Linked DNA regions of Mus musculus: region 2 is linked to region 1. The links are chromatin loops, found by intact Hi-C in ENCODE. Cell type or tissue: left cerebral cortex. All regions are shown on one strand.

Region 1 (2,500 bases):
GGTGCGTACACCTGCCTGAGCAAGCCTAGGATGCTGTGGACTTAACAAGTCTTGTCACAAGGCTCAAGTGTGTCATGGATCGAGTTTCACATTTCATCCTGGAGTGGCCCGGCCCCAGCAGTTATCTCCAAGCTGCTGTGGCCCTGTTACTTAATCCCTGGACCTATTATCTTCCCTGTACAGATGGAGAACAAGAAGGAAAGGAAGGGTGTAAAATGACAGGCTGTAGGGGCCCCAACAGTTACCAAAGAAAACGCCCCGGTTTGAATTCTATCCATTCCTAATCCTCTCAGAGAGCCACTTTGTACGAGGAACTTCTGTGCACACCGGGCAGGACAAAGTGTCGACTGGGAGCACAGCTTTTCTTGTTTAGTTTGAATGAACACTCTAAGCTTCGTGGGCCCACAGGCTCTTGGGGAGTAAGGAGATTGGATGGCTTAAGTTTTGCTAGCTGGATCGACGGTTTTGAATTTTATCCAGCCTCGTAAATGTGTCACGTCATATACAGACCTTTCCGTTCAAGATCAAATTTGGGACTAGAAAGGTTTTCCTCCGGAACCTTGCGGGCTCCATGGTAGCACTATTTTCAGCTAACTCCAGGCCTGGACTCTAAACTGAATTGAAGCAAATATCAAATCCAGAAGGCTCTCATCCTTGGGCTCCACCTTTCATCCAGCCTGGATTCTAGAAGAAACTCCCGGCTCTCACAACTGCATCGGCGTGGCTGGTTATGAATCTGACACGCAGGACTAAGGAGCCTGAACTGTGGGTATTAATGTAAAGATTCCTCTACTGGTGCTGATGGGGAATTATTGGGCAAGTTTTATTTCCTGGGCCCAGGTGACTTGCATAACCCAGCAATCTGCACCAGGAGAAATATGTGCTGACCCGGACAGAGCTCACCATTTACGCACTCTACACCACTGGAAAATCCGGGGCCAAATAATTTCTCAAACAAGCCTGCCCCTGCGATGATGTAAGTTCTTCCCCTAAACGTGGGGCTGGACCACTATGAGCCACCTACCCCTGCAGCAGCGGCAGACCTCACTCGCTAAGTCCTGCGGCAGCCTCGGAGGACTCGCCAAGCCCGCGCGGTCGGGCCAAAGGGACCCCGCGCGCGCCCGCGCCGCATCCCGAAAGGGCGCGGGGCCCCCCCAGCACCTACCTCGCACTTTCCGCTGCAGGCGGCGGGCAGCAACGCTCTCCAACCGCTGCAACGGCCGCGACGAGCCCGCCCAGAGTCGGCCCCGGTGCCTGCGTCCACGTCCAGCCCGGTGCCCTCCTCCCCGCCTGCGCGTCACAATCCCGCCGCTCACCGTCACGGCTCCGGGAGCGGCTCACGCCTCCCGCAGCCCGCGGGCCCGCACCCGCGGCGGCACGCAGCGGCTCCGCGCAGCCTCCAGCCCGCCCGGTCCGCCCGGCCCGCCTCTCGCCGCTTTCCTCGGCGGGCGCCCATCCCACCCCGCCCCGCGCTGGCGCCGCCCATTGGCTCCGCCGGTTGCCAGGCGACGAACAACCGCGGCCCGCATTGGTCCAGCGAGGACTAGCCTCCGACAACCCCCAGCAGACGCCAAGCCGCTCTCCCCCGCGCAGCTGCGGCTACCGCACCTGTTACACCCGGGGTCACCCGGCCGCTGCTCCCCGCCCCCAGCTCTCCACGGGGACAAGAGGAGGGTCCTAGCCGCTTTAGAGCCGGGCCTCTGAGGCCACCCCTGAACCCCAATGCTCTCTGGAGAACCAGGTGCGCTCCCCAGAACGGAGAGACACCGGGGCATTCCAGAATTAGGTCAGGCCCTGGAGAAGGAAGGTAGTGGCCTCTGGAATCAATGCGCCAATGCACAGAAATCCGTGTAAAACCAGGGCCAGGGTAGTGCGCGTGAAACCCCGAGTTCATTCCTCAGGACTGCACAGAACGCATGTGAGGGTCTGTGATCCGGCAGAATTGAAGTACAAGGTCATTGGCAGCTTGAGGCTAGCCTGGGCGTTATGAGAGAAGCTCAAGTAGTGAATAAAACAAACTAAGGCAAAGGAAGGGACCTAGGGAGGAGACAGCTGGAAAGGGAAACTAAGAAAAGGTACTTGTGAACTAGACCTTGATGAAAAACTCCCTAGGCCCTCTCCATGAGTGCCAAGAAAATGTAGGACAGTGGCAATTGGCCAAATCCACTTGCCTCTCCCTACTATTTTCACCTAAAGTTCCCCTGGGAAAGGAAAATGGAGAAACCTTAGTAAAGGGTAGGGTGGTGGGGTTCTAGCAAGCTGTTTACTCAAGAGGAAAAAAAAAAAGAGGTTTGGGGTTAAGTGGCTCCTGTGAGAACAAAACATCGTAAAAGGAACACAAGAAATACACCACTGCCACAGAAGAACAAGACAGAGAGGAACAAGGACTACACATGCCCACAGTGCTAGGTAGAAGATCAGAGTGCAGAAATGAACAATGGATTTGAAGGAGATTGGATGCTAAATACAGGTAGCAAGGATACATCATTACAAAGGCGCT
Region 2 (2,500 bases), 59 kb after region 1:
ATCGAATCAGGATCAAGTTTGTCCTTTGTCCTTTCATTCTTACACCAACATCCAGGACACCTTTTCATCCAACCTGCAGTACTTACACTCTCTCGACCCTGACGACACTAAATCCACACCTCATTTTATATACATAATACTTCCTAAAATTGGGATCAGTTGCAGTTCGTATCTGTTTCCATCACTGACAGTAAACATCATGAGGGCAATACGGTTTTACTCACTGTTGTACGCCCCTGTCTGTGACTGTGACTGTGACTCACACACAGCAGGTACTTCGTCAGTATTTGACATGTACAAGGAAGAATGATGAAGATCTGTCACCAGTGTTCTGTGCCACATAGTTGGCACTTTCACACTCCTTACCTTCTCTGCCTGTCACTTCAGCCAGCCATCCCTCCCTCCCTCCAATCCATCCATTCAACCATTCCCTCATTCCATCATCCCAACCCATCCCTCCCTCTATGCAAACAACCATCCATCCATCCGTCCATCCATCCATCCATCCATTTATCCATTCAATAATCCCTCCCTCCCTCCATCCATCTAAGCATCCATCCATCAAACTAGCCCTACCCCCACCCACCTGCCAGCCATCCCCCCTCCTTCTCCCATTCCCTTTTCACTTATCCAACACTCTCCTGTGTTGCTGTGCCAATCAATGTTATTAAGACGGGTGAGGCTACCCTGCCTCCGGATCTGAGAGACTGCTGGTGCAGCAGCCATGTAAGAGTAATGACAACAGAAATTGGAAATGCCACAAAGAAGGCTACTCCCCAAATCTCTGCTCTCATAACACCAAATGCTTTGCTTCCCTCGAACTTTTAAATTGTTTCACCCGCAGTGGCTGTGCTGCTAGACTCCATGGCCTAAATCTGTGTTGTGACAGCAGCCATATAAAAAGTATTAAATTGTTATAATACTAAGTAGGCTTTTCAAAATGTTTACACACACCAAAAGCCACAAATAATAAACAATTCACAAAGGAAATGGGGAACAGTTCTGTAGTGTGAAGCACAAACTGTGCAAATTGAATAGCCCCACCCCTCATCCCATGCTTCTCTCTAGCTAAAAATAAAGAGATCTGACCAGAGCCTAAGGTTTCTTTTTCTCCATGAGCCCTGACACGCACAGCCTTCTTTTCTGCCTGGTGCTCAATCCCTCCACCCCTTAGGCTCAGCCGCGGGTCTCAGCCTAATAATTCATAATGAAGATCTTCCCGCACCTTGTATAAACGCAGACTCCATCACTAATGGCACCCTTCCCTTTTCATCCACATCTAACCACAAGCTTAATGTTTCTATTTATTTACTTATCTCTCTTTCTAGACTGTGAACGTCACCGGCTGCTGTTCACTGTGACTCTGTCCCAAGAGGTTTTCACAGTCTCGGCACAGAATAGTCATAAATGCGGTTTAAAGACAGGACTGTTAGGGCGGCTCAAAGGAGGAGCAGGGAAGCCCTTTCTCTGAGGCGCCAGACGGAGGCGTAGGCAGCGGTGGAACCACAGCGACCCCACGCTGCGGTTCTGGGAAATTGTCATGTCCCAGAAAGCGCTCCTCACCAGACTTCTCAGGCCTTGGAGGGAGGGTTATTGGCATTCTAGCATGGCTCTTAACCCATTAAACTTGATTCTTTATTCTTTTCCTTAATTAAAAAATTTGAAATCTGCCCTCGAACATCTCCCCACAGAGAAAGACATTTGGAAACATGCTGTGGCTCAGACTGGCGTTGCTATGGTAACAACCCCGCAACCATTTTGAAATCTTACATTTTCAGATTTCTATGCTTTAAAAATTCCTGCTTACATCTGCAGTTGCTTTTTTTTTTTAAAGCTTTCCTTCCTTCGATTTATTGTATTTACGTTGTTTCACCTTTTAAGTTGTTAAATAACATTGTTCAAATTCCTCAGCTGGGACTGGTGAGGCAGATACACAGCCCTGGAGCCTTCGTGGTAGAAGAGGGCTGCCTCCCACAATTGTCTGGCTTTTACACCTCTGCAAATCAATAAGTGTAAGAAAAAAGTCAAAATTGCCCAGGGAGCCAGCAGGAGGCTGTGCTGCTCAGAGAGAGAGCACACATTCTGGAAGAGTGACTGCATTGTACCCAAGCGTTCCCGAGAAGCAGTTGGAAGTCAGTTAGGTTCTAATCCACTCAGGCCTGGAAACTGCTTTCGCCAAGTCCTGCATTCCTGGCATTGTCCACCCAGTGATCTGCTGCCACCATATTGCGTGCCAGTACTGTGACCCCCGACTGCCTGTTGCACACACTTGTGTCCCATCATTACTCACCCCAGAGGACAAGAAACTACGGGCAAAGGAATCAGAGCATTCGGCACTTAATTAGGACGAGTCTAGCACGAATCCCCTGAAGGCTGCCCATCCCCGCTGTTGGGAGGAACATTGTCAAAGACCACTCTGCTAATGACCAGGGGTCCTTCTGGGTCTGGGAAATCAACTGTTGATGTTGTGTGATGTAGGACACTGTAAGAGGTGGAAGTG

The links. Peaks named below come from ENCODE experiments on the same cell type or tissue, not always from the same donor. Only the 100,000 strongest peaks of a DNase experiment are listed, where the experiment ranks them.
Region 2: it touches region 1 in a loop (4-fold over the local background); 6 of 42 quality-filtered maps call a loop at or near these places.

Annotation. Positions count from the first base shown.
Region 1 is chr3:146,403,601-146,406,100 of GRCm38, reverse strand. Ssx2ip (synovial sarcoma, X 2 interacting protein) reads right to left here and starts at 1,459. Exons shown (of 14, transcript NM_001355661.1): 1 at 1,166-1,459. In left cerebral cortex, no CTCF peak of the experiment used is centred here; DNase peaks (open chromatin) are centred at 600, 977, 1,526 and 2,086; H3K4me3 peaks cover 2,211 bases; H3K27ac peaks cover 1,868 bases.
Region 2 is chr3:146,344,389-146,346,888 of GRCm38, reverse strand. Gm40167 (a long non-coding RNA gene) reads right to left here and starts at 455. Exons shown (of 2, transcript XR_867699.1): 1 at 1-455. In left cerebral cortex, a CTCF peak has its summit at 1,512; DNase peaks (open chromatin) are centred at 1,467 and 2,076; H3K4me3 peaks cover 668 bases; H3K27ac peaks cover 1,604 bases.